2 separate regions of the Homo sapiens genome follow, and region 1 is linked to region 2. The links are chromatin contacts, found by POLR2A ChIA-PET in ENCODE. All regions are on one chromosome and are shown on one strand. The core of a region is the stretch at or near the end of the contact, and the rest is flanking DNA. Distances in the headings are between cores, read along the strand shown. Region 1 has its middle 11 kb from the start of RGS3. Region 2 has its middle 7.0 kb from the start of PTBP3.

Region 1 (7,213 bases), core at 5-2,504, 1.1 Mb before region 2:
CAGCCTTTAATTCACATTTTAGAAAGATTGCTCTGGCTAGAATACGAAAAAAAAAAAAACAAATTGGTTAGGGGTGGAGGCGTTTGCATGACATGAGGGTCGGAAGCAAAAATTGCTCTTAGAAGTCTTTTCTGGTCATCCAGGTAAAAGATGACAATGACCAAACTAGGGAAGTGGCAATAGGGATGGAAAGAGATAGAATCAACAGGCCATGGTGATTGAGTAGAAGATGGAATGCAAGGAATTCTGGCTTGAGAAATTGTTTAGAAGTGCCCTTTGCAGAAATGAAGAACATGAGAGGCAGGGCTGAACTGAGGGGAGAATGGATGAGTTCAACTGTGAGCCTGCTAAGGTTGGGTGACCCATGTGCCATCCAAGTGAAGATGTCAAGTGAACAGTTGAACATAATGGTCTGAAGCTCAGCAAAAAATACTTAGGCTAGAAATATAGATTTAGGAATTCCCTGTGAGGCCATGAGCATGCATAAGACAGCCCACAGGGAATGTTTAATGTGAGAAAGCTCAGGACAGAACCAAGAGTAGTACCAACTGAAAAAACAGGCAGAGGAAGAAAGGCCTGAAAGGGGAAGGAAAAGTCAGGGGATGTATTAAGAAGGAAATAATAGTCAACAGTGTCAAATATTGTTAAGAGGTCCAGTAGGTTTAATAACTGAGAAGTGTCCATTAGATTTAGCAACAAGACAGTCCCTGTTGACCTTTCATCCCAGAATAAAATGCTGGGGGGCAACAACTTCACATGAATGAAAAGGTACCAAATTTACTCTAAAAGGAAAAACACCCTGGACTCAAAGCCAGACGATATTCTTGGGTCAGGTTTTTTTCATGTCCTAAATTTAACCAGCTGGAATGCTTTGTTAAGTGGTATTTTATTCACCCTTGAAATGAAGGATTTGCCTTTTAAAAGTGTCTCTGTAATTCATCTTCAAGGTAGAACAAGGTGGTATCTTTGGGTTAATTGTTCTCTACAGAAACAGATGCTGGTTGCTGTAAATACCACTGAGGAACTTTAATGTGCCCCAGATGTAGAAGCCTCTAGTGACCTAAATACACAAACAGGGACTAAAGAGAACCAAGTAAAAGATTCAAGATTTCAAGTGTAAGCGGAGAGATACTGCTTCAAAGTGGAAGAGACCAAACCTTCACCACCAAAGGAATGTGAACTAGTAAGTTGAGTCCAAAGATAAAAGCTAAAGACTTGATAAGAGCCAGAAAAGCAGAGTGCCTGGTCTCTGCTAGAATGACTCAGCACCCTCGCAGTTAGGCTGGAAGCCCTTTCAGCCTCTTCAAGAGCTGCTTTTCCTGGCCTGATAATGAGCAACTTGGCCTGGCATAATCCTACATTCCAGAGGCCCTCAGTTTTTCAAAATTAAAAAACAATATAGACTTCTGTTTCCAGCCAAGATGGAATAACAGGAACTGGATTTTCCCTTCACCTGAAACAACTAAAAGACTGGACAAAATATATGAAACAATGGTTTTTAAGATATTGTACATCAGGCAACGAAGGACAGTGATCCCTGAGAAACAGAAAAGAGACAAGCTGTGCCCTGTGATCAGCCCAGCTTATTCCCGGGAGAGACTTTCCAAAAGGGAGAGGGAACTCAGGCCAACTCCAAATCCCTGAACTGAGAAGTTCGGGAGGCCAAGGCAGCTAGAGTTCCAAGGCAGAGTACCAGAGAGGAGACAGTCACACAAAGAGAGGGCCCCAGAGGTCTCCAGAGAGTCCCCACTCACAACTTCAGCTAAGTGCTAATGAGCTCATGGGTTTGAGGAAAGTATCCCAAGGCTGGGGAAAGAACCACCAAAGAATTACAGGGAACAATCTTTAAAGCTCACACAGGGCCAGGAATAGTTCTTAAGCTCATCAACCAGAGTGGAAAGACCTTCTAATTCCTTAGGAGGTATTAGATAGAATACTCAGAAGGGTCTTCCCTCAGTTGTGGGGAATAATCAACCCTAGATTAAATGCTGTACTTGTCCATCTAAAAAAAAAAAAAAAAAAAAAAGTTTAAAAGCAAGACCCAAAAGGATCAAACTGTTTTTGATTTTGGTTTTTGTTTTGTTTTGTTTTGTTTTGTTTTTTTGATACTGTCTCGCTCTGTCGCCCAGGATGGAGTGCAGTAGCAAGATCTCAGCTCACTGCAACCTCCACCTCCCAGGTTCAAGTGATTCTTATGCCTCAGCCTGCTAAGTAGCTGGGACTACAGGTGTGCACCACCCCACCTGGCTAAGTTTTGTATTTTTAGTAGAGACAGGGTTTCACCATGTTGGCCAGGCTGGTCTCAAACTCCTGACCTCAAGTGATCCACCCACCTCAGCCTCCCAAAGTGCTGGGATTACAGGCATGCACCGCACCCAGCTAGGATCAAACTGTTTCTAAGTAACTTAACTGCATCCCAGAACAAGCTAAAGAATACTTGTAAGAATATAAAAATATCTAGAACCCAAAAAGGCAAAATTTGTTAAATCTGGTATCTAATAAAAAGTGAACAGGTATGGCAAAGAAGCAGAAAAAAATATGAACCATAATAAGGAGAAAATCAATAGAAACCAACCGAGAAATGACATGTTAAGTACGCCAGGTATGGTGGCTCACACCTGTAATCCTAGCACATTGAGCAGCTGAGGCAGGAGGATGGCTTGAGGCCAGGAGTCTGAGACTAGCCTGAGCAACTTAGACCCCATCTTTACAAAAACTTTTAAAATTAGCTGGGCATGGTGGCACATGACTGTGGTCCTAGCTACATGAGAGGATGGCTTGAACTCAGGAGTTCGAGGTTGCAGTGAGCTATGATCACAGCCTGGGTGACAGAGCAAGACCCTGTTTAAAAATAAAAATAAAAAAAGAGTATGTGAAGTAAAGACATGGAAGATATATATATTTATTATATTATATAATCATATAATGAGTATATTATATAATCATATAATGAGTATATTATATAATCATATAATGAGTATATTATATAATCATATAATGAGTATATTATATAATCATATAATGAGTATATTATATAATCATATAATGAGTATATTATATAATCATATAATGAGTATATTATATAATCATATAATGAGTATATTATATAATCATATAATGAGTATATTATATAATCATATAATGAGTATATTATATAATCATATAATGAGTATATTATATAATCATATAATGAGTATATTATATAATCATATAATGAGTATATTATATAATCATATAATGAGTATATTATATAATCATATAATGAGTATATTATATAATCATATAATGAGTATATTATATAATCATATAATGAGTATATTATATAATCATATAATGAGTATATTATATAATCATATAATGAGTATATTATGTAATCATATAATGAGTATATTATGTAATCATATAATGAGTATATTATGTAATCATATAATGAGTATATTATGTAATCATATAATGAGTATATTATGTAATCATATAATGAGTATATTATGTAATCATATAATGAGTATATTATGTAATCATATAATGAGTATATTATATAATCATATGAGTATATTATATAATCATATGAGTATATTATATAATCATATAATGAGTATGTAAATTTATATAAAATATATTTCTATATTATATAAATATATATAATGTATACTTATATATTATATATTATATATATTATATATTATATATAAAATATAATATATATTTATATTTATATATTATATATTATGTATAAATATATTTTATTTATATATCATATATAAATATATTTTATTTATATATTATATATAAATATATAATATATATTTATATATATAAAAAGACCCAATTGAACAACTAGAGGTGAAAAATATAATGCCTGAGATAAAAAACACAAAAGGTGGGATTAACAATGGGTTAGACATTGCACAAAAAAAGATCGGTGAACTCGAAGACACAGCAGTAGAAACCACCCAAAATTAAACACAAAGAAGACCAAAATAAATGAATAAATGGATCATCAGTGAGCTATGGAACAACTTCAAGCAGCCTAATAGACACATATTATTAACTGGAATAGATATGTATAATAACTGGAATCCCAGAAGAAAGTAGGGGACAGAAAATATATTTAAAGAAATAGTGGTTGGGCTTTTTCCAAGTTTGATGAAAACTGTAAACCCCACAAATCCAAGAAGGTCAATGAACTCTGAGCAGAAGAAACGTGAAGAAACCTAAAAGTACATCATGATCAAATTGCTTAAAACTAGTGAAAAGATAAAATCTTAAAAGCAGCCAGAAAAAAAAAAAAAACTACACATTACATACACAGGAGCAAAAATAAGAATGACATCAGACGTCTCATCAGAAACTATGTGACAGAAGACAGGGAAGCAATATCTTTAATGTATTGAAAGAAAAAAAACAGGCTGAGTGCAGTGGTTCATGCCTGTAATCCCAGCATGTTGGGAGGCCGAGGTGAAGGGATGGTTTGAGGATGGCTTGAGGCCAGCCTGTGTATATAAATAATAGCAAGACCCATCTCCACAAAAAAAATTTAAAAAGTAACCAGATATGGTGGTGCATGCCTGTAGTCCTAGCTACTCGGGAGGCTGAGGTGGGAGGATTGCTTGAGCCCAGGAATTTGAGGCTGCAGTGAGCTATGATCACACTATTGGACTCCAGCCTGGGCAACAGAGTGACCCCCTGACTCTTAAGAAAAATAAAACAAAAAGAAGAAAAAGAAAAACAGAATTCTTTACCCAGCAAAAAATATCTTCCAAAAATGAAGGTAAAATAAAGATTTTTTTCAGACTTACAAAAGCTGACTGAATTCATCATCTGCAAACATGCGCTACAAGAAATGTTAGTCTTTCAAGTTGTGGGAAAATGGTACCATATGGAAGTCTGGATCTACACAAAGGAATAAAGAGAACACTGGAAATGCTAACCACATGGGTATATATGAAATAGCTTTTCTTATTATTTAAATCTGTTTAAAAGAACAGTATAACTAGGATAGGAACCATTGACTTAAAAAAAAAAAACACCCAGAGCTCCCTGCATCCTGTAATAAATTGCATATGTTGCCTTCTGATTAGATAATTGCAAGAAGCAAACTCAAGGGAAGCTATTAGCAAGTTAGCAATTGCAATCATGTGGGAATATGGATGCTACTTATGGAAGAAAATAATATAGATATGTGTAGTCTAAAATGCAACAACCACAGTTGAGATCAGCTGGATTGCACTCAGGTTTGAATATAAGGCTTATGTAGAGTAAAGTCTGTTTCTGGATCCATGTACTGTGATGGTGAAGTGCCCTTCCAGTGGACATAGCAGACCATACTGTAAAGAAACAGGGGCAAAGGTCATGGCATCCAGGGATCCCAAACCTTCTCCAGGGAAATCTGATTGGAAACTAGAGGACATATCTAAGTTAGTTGTTCTGGAGCTGGAACTTAGAGAAGTGGCATGTATTGCCTTTGCTTCCAGATTCTTTCCAATCACTGAAGGCCTGCCCCCACCTTTTTTTTTTTTTTCTTTTTTTTTGAGACGGAGTCTTGCACTGTTGCCCAGGCTGGAGGTGCAGTGGTGTGATCTCGGCTCACTGCAAGCTCCGCCTCCCAGGTTCAAGCAATTCTTCTGCCTCAGCCTCCTGAGTAGCTGGGATTACAGGCACACGCCACCACGCCAGGCTAATTTTTGTATTTTTAGTAGAGATGGGGTTTCACCATATTGGCCAGGCTGGTCTTGAACTCCTGACCTCGTGATCCGCCCGCCTCAGCCTCCCAAAGTGCTGGGATTACAGGCATGAGCCACTGTGCCCGGCCTGGGGACCCCTTATTTTGCCCTCACCACACTGCTGAAACTTCATTCACTCCGCAGTCACCATTGTCTTCCTCATTATGCAGACCACTTGCCTATTCACAGTCCTCATCCCCCTTGCCTGAGTTTTCCTGCTGCTTCTCTGACAACTCTTCTGTTTTCTGACTCTGCTTACCTTCTTGTGTGTTCCTGGCTGTGGCCTTTAGTCCTCTTCCCTCCTCAATATTCTTTCCCTCTGAGAGCTCATGCACGCCTATTGCTGCGCTCACCTGTTCTAACGACTCCTAGATCTCTCTCCATTCCCAGGGCCCAGCACCACCTCTGCCTTGACACACCAGCCACCAGTCTCCTTTCCCTCTGCCTCCACCCTTCTCTCTGACTGCTCACCTAGACTGTAGTGCTCACTGTCTGCTTCCATATCTTTCTACCCAACTAGACTGTGAGCAGCTCCAATGCAGTGACTGACGTGTTTTCTTAGTATCTGCCTACTGCCAAGCCTGGGGCCTGGCACATGCTTTAAAAAGCAAAATCTGGCCAGGCACGGTGGCTCATGCCTGTAATCCCAGCACTTTGGGAGGCCAAGGCGGGTGGATCACGAGGTCAGGAGATCGAGACCATTCTGGCTAATACGGTGAAACCCCGTCTCTACTAAAAATACAAAAAAAAATTTAGCTGGCATGGTGGCATGTGCCTGTAGTCCCAAATACTCAGGAGGCTGAGGCAGGAAAATCACTTGAACCCGGGAGGCGAGGTTGCAGTGAGCCGAGATCACGGCACTGCACTCCAGCCTGGGCAACAGAGCGAGACTCTGTCTCAAAAAAGTAAAAATAAATAAAATAAAAATAAAAAGCAAAATCTGGCCAGGCATGGTGGCTCATGCCTATAATCCCAGCACTTTGGGAGGCCGAGGTGGGCAGATCACCTGAGGTCAGGAGTTCAAGACCAGCCTGGCCAACATGGTGAAACCCCATCTCTACTAAAAATACAAAAAAATTAGCCAAGAGTGGGGGCGGGCACCTGTAGTCCCAGCTACTCAGGAGGCTGAGGCAGGAGAATCACTTGAACCTGGGAGGCAGAGGTTGCAGTGAGCCAAGACTGAGCCACTGCACTCCAGCCTGGGCAACAGAGTGAGACTCTGTCTCAAAAAATAAAATTAAAAATAAATAAATAAAAAGCAAAATCTGGCTTGGGAATTTGGTTCTAAAATCAGTGTATAAGACATAAATCATGAATAACCACAGTTATCCTTAAATAATCCCTATGTCAACCATAAAATACACATGGTTGACATAAAATGAGGAACAGCAACTTGACCTTCCCCATCTCACACTCCCTCTGGGACGTATTTTCAGAGTGGAAGAACTGGAACAGCTCCCATTAGTTGCAGTGCATCTTCTTTGTCACTC
Region 2 (7,382 bases), core at 4,318-6,817:
ATTAATTCCCCCTAATGACCTAATCACCCCCTAACGGTCCCCATCTCCCAACACTGCCACAATGATAATCAAATTTCAACATGAGTTTCAGAGAGGACAAATACTATTTAAACTGTAGCATATATATTTTATTTCTGTTTCTTGTCTTACTGCACAAGAACTAAGGTATAATACTTAATAGAAGCTTAAACAAAAGGCCCAAAACATAAATAAAAAAAGATTGATAAATTTTACCTTTTAAAATTAAAATGAAAAGTTTTTGTTTATCAGAAGACACCATAAAGAAAAGCAAAAGAGAAGCAACATACTGGATGAAGAACTGTCTGCAAATATTGTCAGAAAAAAAAATGTGTGTGTGTAGCTCCTGCAAACCAATAAGTAAAGAATGTATAGTCAAATATGAAAAAAAATGGGTAAAATATATGAACAGGTACTTTACTGAAGGAGATTTATCAATGAATGGCCAATAACATGTGAAATGAAATTCAATTGCATTAATGAAATGAAATGAAAAATGAGGGCATGTAAGATTTTTTCTTTTTTTTTTTTTTTGAGATAGAGTCTTGCTCTGTTGCCCAGGCTGGGGTGCAATGGCCTGGTCTCAGCTCACTGCAAACTCCGCCTCCTGGGTTCAAGCGATTTTCCCTGCCTCAGCCTCCCAAGTAGCTGGGATTACAGGCGCCACCACCACACCCAGCTAATTTTTTGTATTTTTAGTAGAGACGGGGTTTCACCATGTTGGCCAGGCTGTTCTCAAACTCCTGGCCTCAGGTGATCTGCCCACCTCGGCCTCCCAAAATGCTGGGATTACAGGTGAGAGCCACCACGCCCAGCTGCATGTAAGATATTTTAAACTGACTGCTTGACAAAATTTTTAAAGTTGGATAATACCAGTTGAGGATATGAGCTAACGCTTGTAGTGGTAGTGAAAACTGGTAAAAAGCACTTTGAACTAAAAATACAAAAATTAGCCGGGTGTGGTGGCAGGCACCTGTAATCCCAGCTACTGGGGAGGCTGAGGCAGGAGAATCACTTGAACCCGGGAGGCAGAGGCTGCAGTGAGCTGAGATCACACCATTGCACTCCAGCCTGGGTGACGAGAGCGAAACTCAGTCTCAAAAAAAAAAAAATTGTTCAGAGTGTATCTGAATAACCACTGTCCAGATTCCCCTAATGTTAACATTTTGCGTGCAAGTAACTTTTTTACTTTCTGTCCTCAAAATGAGCCTCAAGATACTCTAGGCTCATCCTGCATTTTCCCCGATCCAGCCCTGGAACCAACAACTTCTCTGAGGAGTCTTGGTTCCTTTTTTATCAGCCAATGGTGTCTAGAAACTAAGATATGGGCAATGCTGGGCATGGTGGTGCACACCTGTAGTCCCAGCTACTCAGGAGACTGAAGTGGGAGAATTACTTGAGCATGGGAGTTTGAGTTCAGTCTGGGCAACATAGTGAGACTGCCCACCCCCGCCCCCACAAAAAAAGTTACTGTGATGTCATTGTTTGGTCCTTGATCCTCTCAATAGGTAGAACTTGTAAACAAAAGTATATATATCAGCCCATGCCTACACGTTTATTTTTAATCTCTCTTTCTTCTTCTTCTTCTTCTTCTTTGTTTTTCTTTCTTGAGACGGAGTCTCGCTCTGTCGCCCAGGCAGGAGTGCAATGGTGCAATCTCGGCTCACTGCAACCTCTGCCTCCTGGGTTCAAGTGATTCTTCTGCCTCTGCCTCCTGAGTAGCTGAGATTACAGGTGTGTGCCACCATGCTCGACTACTTTTTGTATATTTAGCAGAGATGGGTTTCACCATGTTGGCCAGGCTGGTCTCGAACTCCTGACCTCAAGTGATCCGCCCACTTCGGCCTCCCAAAGTGTTGGGATTACAGGCGTGAGCCACTGTGTCCAGTCTAACCTCTTATATTATATGTTATAGAGTATATTCAGGCTTCTGTGAAGACGACTGTATTAGTCAGTGTTCTCTAGAGAGACAGAACCAATGGGATACACACACACGCAGAGACATATGAGAGGAGACTTATGGAGGCCAAGTTCCATGATAGGCCATCGGCAAGCTGGAGAACCCAAGAAGCCAGTAATGCGGCTCTGTCTAAGTCCAAATCCAAAGGCCTGAGAAACTAGAAGGCTGCTGGTGCAAGTCCTGGAGTCCAAAGGCTGGAGAACTTGGAGTTCTTATGTCTAAGGGCAGGAAAAGAACAGTGTCCCAGCTCCAGAAGAGAGAAAACTTGCCTTTCCTCTGCCTTTTTTTTCTATCCAGGCCCTCAGCCAATTGGATGATGCCTGCCCACATTGGGTGAGGGCAGATCTTCCTCATTCAGTCCACTGATGCAAATGCCAATCTCTTCCAGAAACACCCTCACAGCACACCCAGAAATAATGCCTTACCAGCTATCTTGTTGTCTCTTAAAGCAGGCAAGTTGACACCTAAAATTAGCCATCACAGGGACCTAGTCATTCTAAAGGAATTCAGGGAAAACAAACCAAACCAAATGTGGATATTTAGCAGAACTATGTAAAGAATTTTGTGAAGTTTCTGAGAGAAAGCACACCTTACTTGATGGCTATCTACTTATTGGAGTCACTTCACAGTCACTTCCCACTTCACCATCCCCACCAAGTAATTGAAAGATGAAACAAGAATATAAACCATTGATATCTAGACCTACAAGTGACTTAAAAACAAAAACAAAAAAAATCAATAACGCACAGAAAAGCTGAGATGAGATTTGTGAGCCCTCAACTCACACTATTCTTTAGTAAGCTGCAGATCAAAGTAGTACTGCCATCATTCAAAACAAAAACAAAAACAACAACAACACACACACACACACCCAACGAAAAACAAAAACACTTTTCTTGCCGGATACAAACAAGGGAATAAAATTCTACCAGAGGCCAGGCATGGTGGCTCATGCCTGTAATCCCAGCACTTCAAGAGGCCGAGGCAGGCGGATCACTGGAAGTCAGGAGTTCGAGACTAGCCTGGCCAACATGGTGAAACACCATCTCTACTAAAAATACAAAAATTAGCCAGGCATGGTGGTGTGCACCTGTAATCCCAGCTACTCGGGAGGCTGAGGCAGGAGAATCACTTGAACCCAGGAGGTGGAGGTTGCAGTGGGCCGAGCTCACACCACTGCACTCTAGTCTGGGCGACTTGAGACAGACCCTGACTCAACAAACAAAACAAAACAAATTCTAGCAGAGATCTTGCCAAAAACAAAAACAAAAACAAAAAACCCCACAAGAAATCCAAACCAAAACAAAAACACCCAAATGAAGTAGAAGAATATAATATGTAAAAACATGAAAATTACACTTTTAAAGAGGAACAAAAACGGATAAGAAGAAAACATTAGACAAAATACTTCTTTATCCTCTTTGGATAATTAAATATGGAGTCCATGAAACAAGAGATTTTATTTTATTTTATTTATTTTTTTTTTTTGAGACAGAGTTTCGCTCTTGTTGCCCAAGCGGGAGTGCAATGGCGCGATCTCGGCTCACCGCAACCTCCGCCTCCCGGGTTCAAACAATTCTGCCTCAGCCTCCTGAGTAGCTGAGATTACAGGCGTGCACCACTACGCCCGGCTAATTTTGTGCTTTTAGTAGAGACGGGGTTTCTCCATGTTGAGGCTGGTCTCAAACTCCTGACCTCAGGTGATCCACCCGCCTCAGCCTCCCAAAGTGCTGGGATTACAGGCGTGAGCCACTGCACCCGGCCCTAAACAAGAGATTTTAAAACATAGATAAGACAATAACATGACATTTTAAAAAAGCTGGCAGAACAAATGAAAGAGAAGAGGAGAAAACAAAATTATTATGTTATTTAAAAACACGTTAAAATAGCAGGGAATCAAACTAATACTGCAGAAATCTGAACTATGATTGGAGAGAATAGACTTGAGAAAATCATATAAAATATTAAGAAAAAACAAACACAAGACATTAAAGAAAAATATGTAATAGAATGAAGATCTAATAAATAACGAATTGGTAATGCTGAGGAAGAATATAGGGCAAGTTTACCAGAAATACAAATTTAGTATTAATACAATAAACAGTTTCAGAAACAAAAGGAAGATTGTCTTTGCAAGGCACAAGCTGTTTCACATGTTCAATTAATAAAATATTGGCTGCCTATTATGTAGTAGGCATTGTTCTGGTTGCTAAGAACACACCAGCAAAAATTAGCCAGGTGTGGTGGTGGAACATGCCTACAGTTTCCGCTACTCAGGAGGCTTAGGTGGGAGGATCACCTGAGCCTGGAAGGTTGAGGCTGCAGTGAGCCACGATTGCACCACTACACTCCAGCCTGGGTGACAGAGCGATACCCTGTCTCAAGAAAATAAATAAATAAAAAATAAACATGTTTAAATAAATATGAATTTTTATAACATTTAGTGTCATGGTTATAATCCTGATAGAAATTTATATCATTTAAAAATTGGGCTGGGCAGGCAGGGCATGGTGTCTGACACCTGTAATCCCAGCACTTTGGGAGGCTGAGGCGGGCAGATCACCTGATAAGTTAGGAGTTGGAAACCAGCCTGGCCAACATGGCAAAATCCCATTTCTACCAAAAATACAAAAATTAGCTGGGTGTGGTGGGGTGTACCTGTAATCCCAGCTACTTGGGAGGCTGAGGCAGGAGAATCGCTTGAACCTGGGAGGTAGAGGTTGCAGTGAGCCGAGATCATTCCACTGCACAGCAACCTGGGTGACAGAGTGAGACTGTCTCAAAAGAAAAAAAAAAAAGAGTGAAAAGAAAAAAAATAAAAATGGCAAGTAAATAAAGGTAAAGAAAAAAAATAACAACAATCCAAGAGATTTACTTCTAAGTGGGGTCTGGGAGACTTCTAGGTTAAGAAATTCATCCTCAGGATAGAGAGTGGGGGACAACAGTTTTAAGGACAAAAAGAAGTCAATTTTAAAGGGCAATGATGATTCTTAGATCACTGTAGTGATTATCATTCAGATTTTCTTAGCCCCTTAGGATTCACGCCTGTATTTTTTTTTTTTTTTTTTTTTTTTGAGACAGAGTCTTGCTGTGTCAGGCAGACTGGAGTGCAGTGTCACGATCTCAGCTCACTGCAGCCTCAACTTCCTGGGCTCAGGTGATCCTCCCACCTCAGCCTCCTGAGTAGCTGGGCCTACAGGCATGAGCCACCACGCCTGGCTAATTTTTTATATTTTTAGTAGAGACGGCATTTCGCCCTTGCCTAAATCTTAAAGGATGATTTTCTGTGAATTTAAATAAAAAAGGCTGTTTCATTAAAAATTCTGGGAGACACTGGAACCTAGGTGATATAGTATGACAAAAAACAGGGAGAGGAATACTCCCCTTTTCAGAAAAGTGCTCCAGAAAGCCCAATGCAACTTTGGCATGGGCTGGCAAATTATACTATAGGACAGTGACAAGGGACAGCACCTTCAGCATAGACATGAGTCCTCTGTGCCAGGCACTGGCCATATTAAGAACTTCATGTGGAGATGATTACATCAGGGCCAGGCATGGGATGACAAAAATGGACGTGATTCATAGCTGCTGAGAAGTCAGTGAGCATGTAGGAGACACTTACATGCCGCCTCTTCAAATAGTTGGGAAGGACTTTGAAGAAAGGCTCATAATTCAACAGACTGGGCAGAGTCGGTCAGAGTCAGTGTGTGTCAGCTGTTACAACCTTATTTGACTACCAAGGTGATACAGCCTGAAAACTATAAATTATACTCACATGCCATTTTGCTTAAGCCTTTGATGTTTGTTATTGTTTAATTATTGAACAAATAACAACAAATATTAAGGGAACACTCAGCCAAGGTTTCTTTATTTTGAAATAATTGTAGATTCACAGGAAATTTAAAAAATAAGTACAAAGAGGTCCTGTGTACCCTTCAACCAGTTTCCCCCAATAGTAACATCTTAGTAACTGTATTACACTATTAAAAGCAGCACACAGACACAGTGCAATCCATAACTTCTCTTCAGATTTTGTCACTTTTTCATGCATGTGTTTATCTAAAGTTCTATGCAATTTTATCATGTGTAGATTTGTATAACCACCCCATAATCAAGACACAGAACTGTTTTATTACCACAAATATCCCCGTTCTTACTCCCTTGTAGTCACAGTTGTCTGTATCCTCTTCCATCTGCTCCCACCCTCTTCCTAATCCTTGGTAACCACTAATCTGTTCTCCATCTCTATAATTTTGTCATTTTGAGGATGTTATAGAAATGGAATCATACAGCATGTAACCTTTTGAGATTGGCTTTTTTCATTTAGTATAATTTCAGATGTTTCTGTTTTGGGAAATGCAATGTTAATTATGATGATTTTGTATTTGTCATGGGATAGAATGATATTAAAATGTCCAGCTTCCTAGATTCACCTAATAGCTGGTATTATTTCTGACTTATTTGGCATCTTTGTATTATTTTATATATTAAGAAGTCTTACCTGTAAACAGAAATAGGGTTATGTTGGTTAAATGTTAACTAACCACTGCCTACTGGAATGCCTTAAGGCAAGTGTTCAAAGGTTACATGTTGTCCAAAGATAATCGTGATGGGGGTGGTGTCTCTCATCAGAAAAAGGTGTGTCAGGGGAATTTCTTAGTCAAATCAGAACAAAAACACAAGAGAAAATGTTAGAAAAATTATAAACTAAATTATTTGTATCTGTCTTCCTTTTCAAAGCACAGAGCAATTAGCAAATAGAGAAAATGTAACTCTCTTCACTATCAAGAAGCCAGTATATAGAACCCATCAGTTTCAGGTCAAACCAGGTCATGTAGGTGATATCTGAGATATCTGATTCCAGAAACTTCTGTGGAGATGATAGAAAGCTGTGGCTCTTCCACATCATGTAGGCTATGGGAACAGTTAGGTTTCTCAAAGTGGTTCTTGAGGAGCTAAACTCTATGCTACCTACTATTTTTGAATCAAAGTGACTCACAAACCCATGGAGCTTAATCTATAAGTTCTTTGAATTGGCCAGGCACGGTGGCTCACGCCTGTAATCCCAGCACTTTGGGAGGTGGAGGCAAGCAGATCACTTGAGGCCAGGAGTTTGAGACCAGCCTGGCCAACACAGTGAAACCCCATCTCTATGAAAAATACAAAAATTGGCTAGGTGTGGTGGTGCACGCTTCTAATCCCAGCTACCAGGGAGGCTAAGGCAGGAGAATTGCTTGAACCTGGGAGGCAGAGGTTGCAGTGAGCTGAGATCGCGCTACTGCACTCCAGCCTGGGTGAGAGAGCAAGCCTCTGATTCCAAACAAACAAACAAACAAACAAAAAGTTCTTTGAATTTAGAACCAAGGGGCAGGGGAAAGAGTTAAGGCTTCACCTTTTTTGTTGT

What was found. ChIA-PET counts read pairs that join two places held with the same protein, here RNA polymerase II (POLR2A).
Region 1: POLR2A ChIA-PET joins it to region 2 with 16 read pairs in PC-9. The contact joins two enhancer-like sites. POLR2A ChIA-PET finds 5 or more read pairs at or near these places in 2 of 52 experiments (PC-9 and WTC11).

What each region holds. Positions count from the first base shown.
Region 1 is chr9:113,449,497-113,456,709 of GRCh38, reverse strand. It overlaps a transcript of RGS3 not described here. Among named protein-coding and RNA genes, the nearest start is that of RGS3, 11 kb to the left of the region's middle. Within about 2 kb of position 1,254, at least 22 of the 41 ENCODE cell types and tissues checked have a DNase peak (open chromatin) inside an H3K27ac peak, as active enhancers do.
Region 2 is chr9:112,336,961-112,344,342 of GRCh38, reverse strand. It overlaps a transcript of PTBP3 not described here. Among named protein-coding and RNA genes, the nearest start is that of PTBP3, 7.0 kb to the right of the region's middle. RefSeq lists a cis regulatory region at 6,551-6,564 and enhancers at 6,485-6,629, 6,308-6,807. Within about 2 kb of position 5,567, at least 2 of the 41 ENCODE cell types and tissues checked have a DNase peak (open chromatin) inside an H3K27ac peak, as active enhancers do.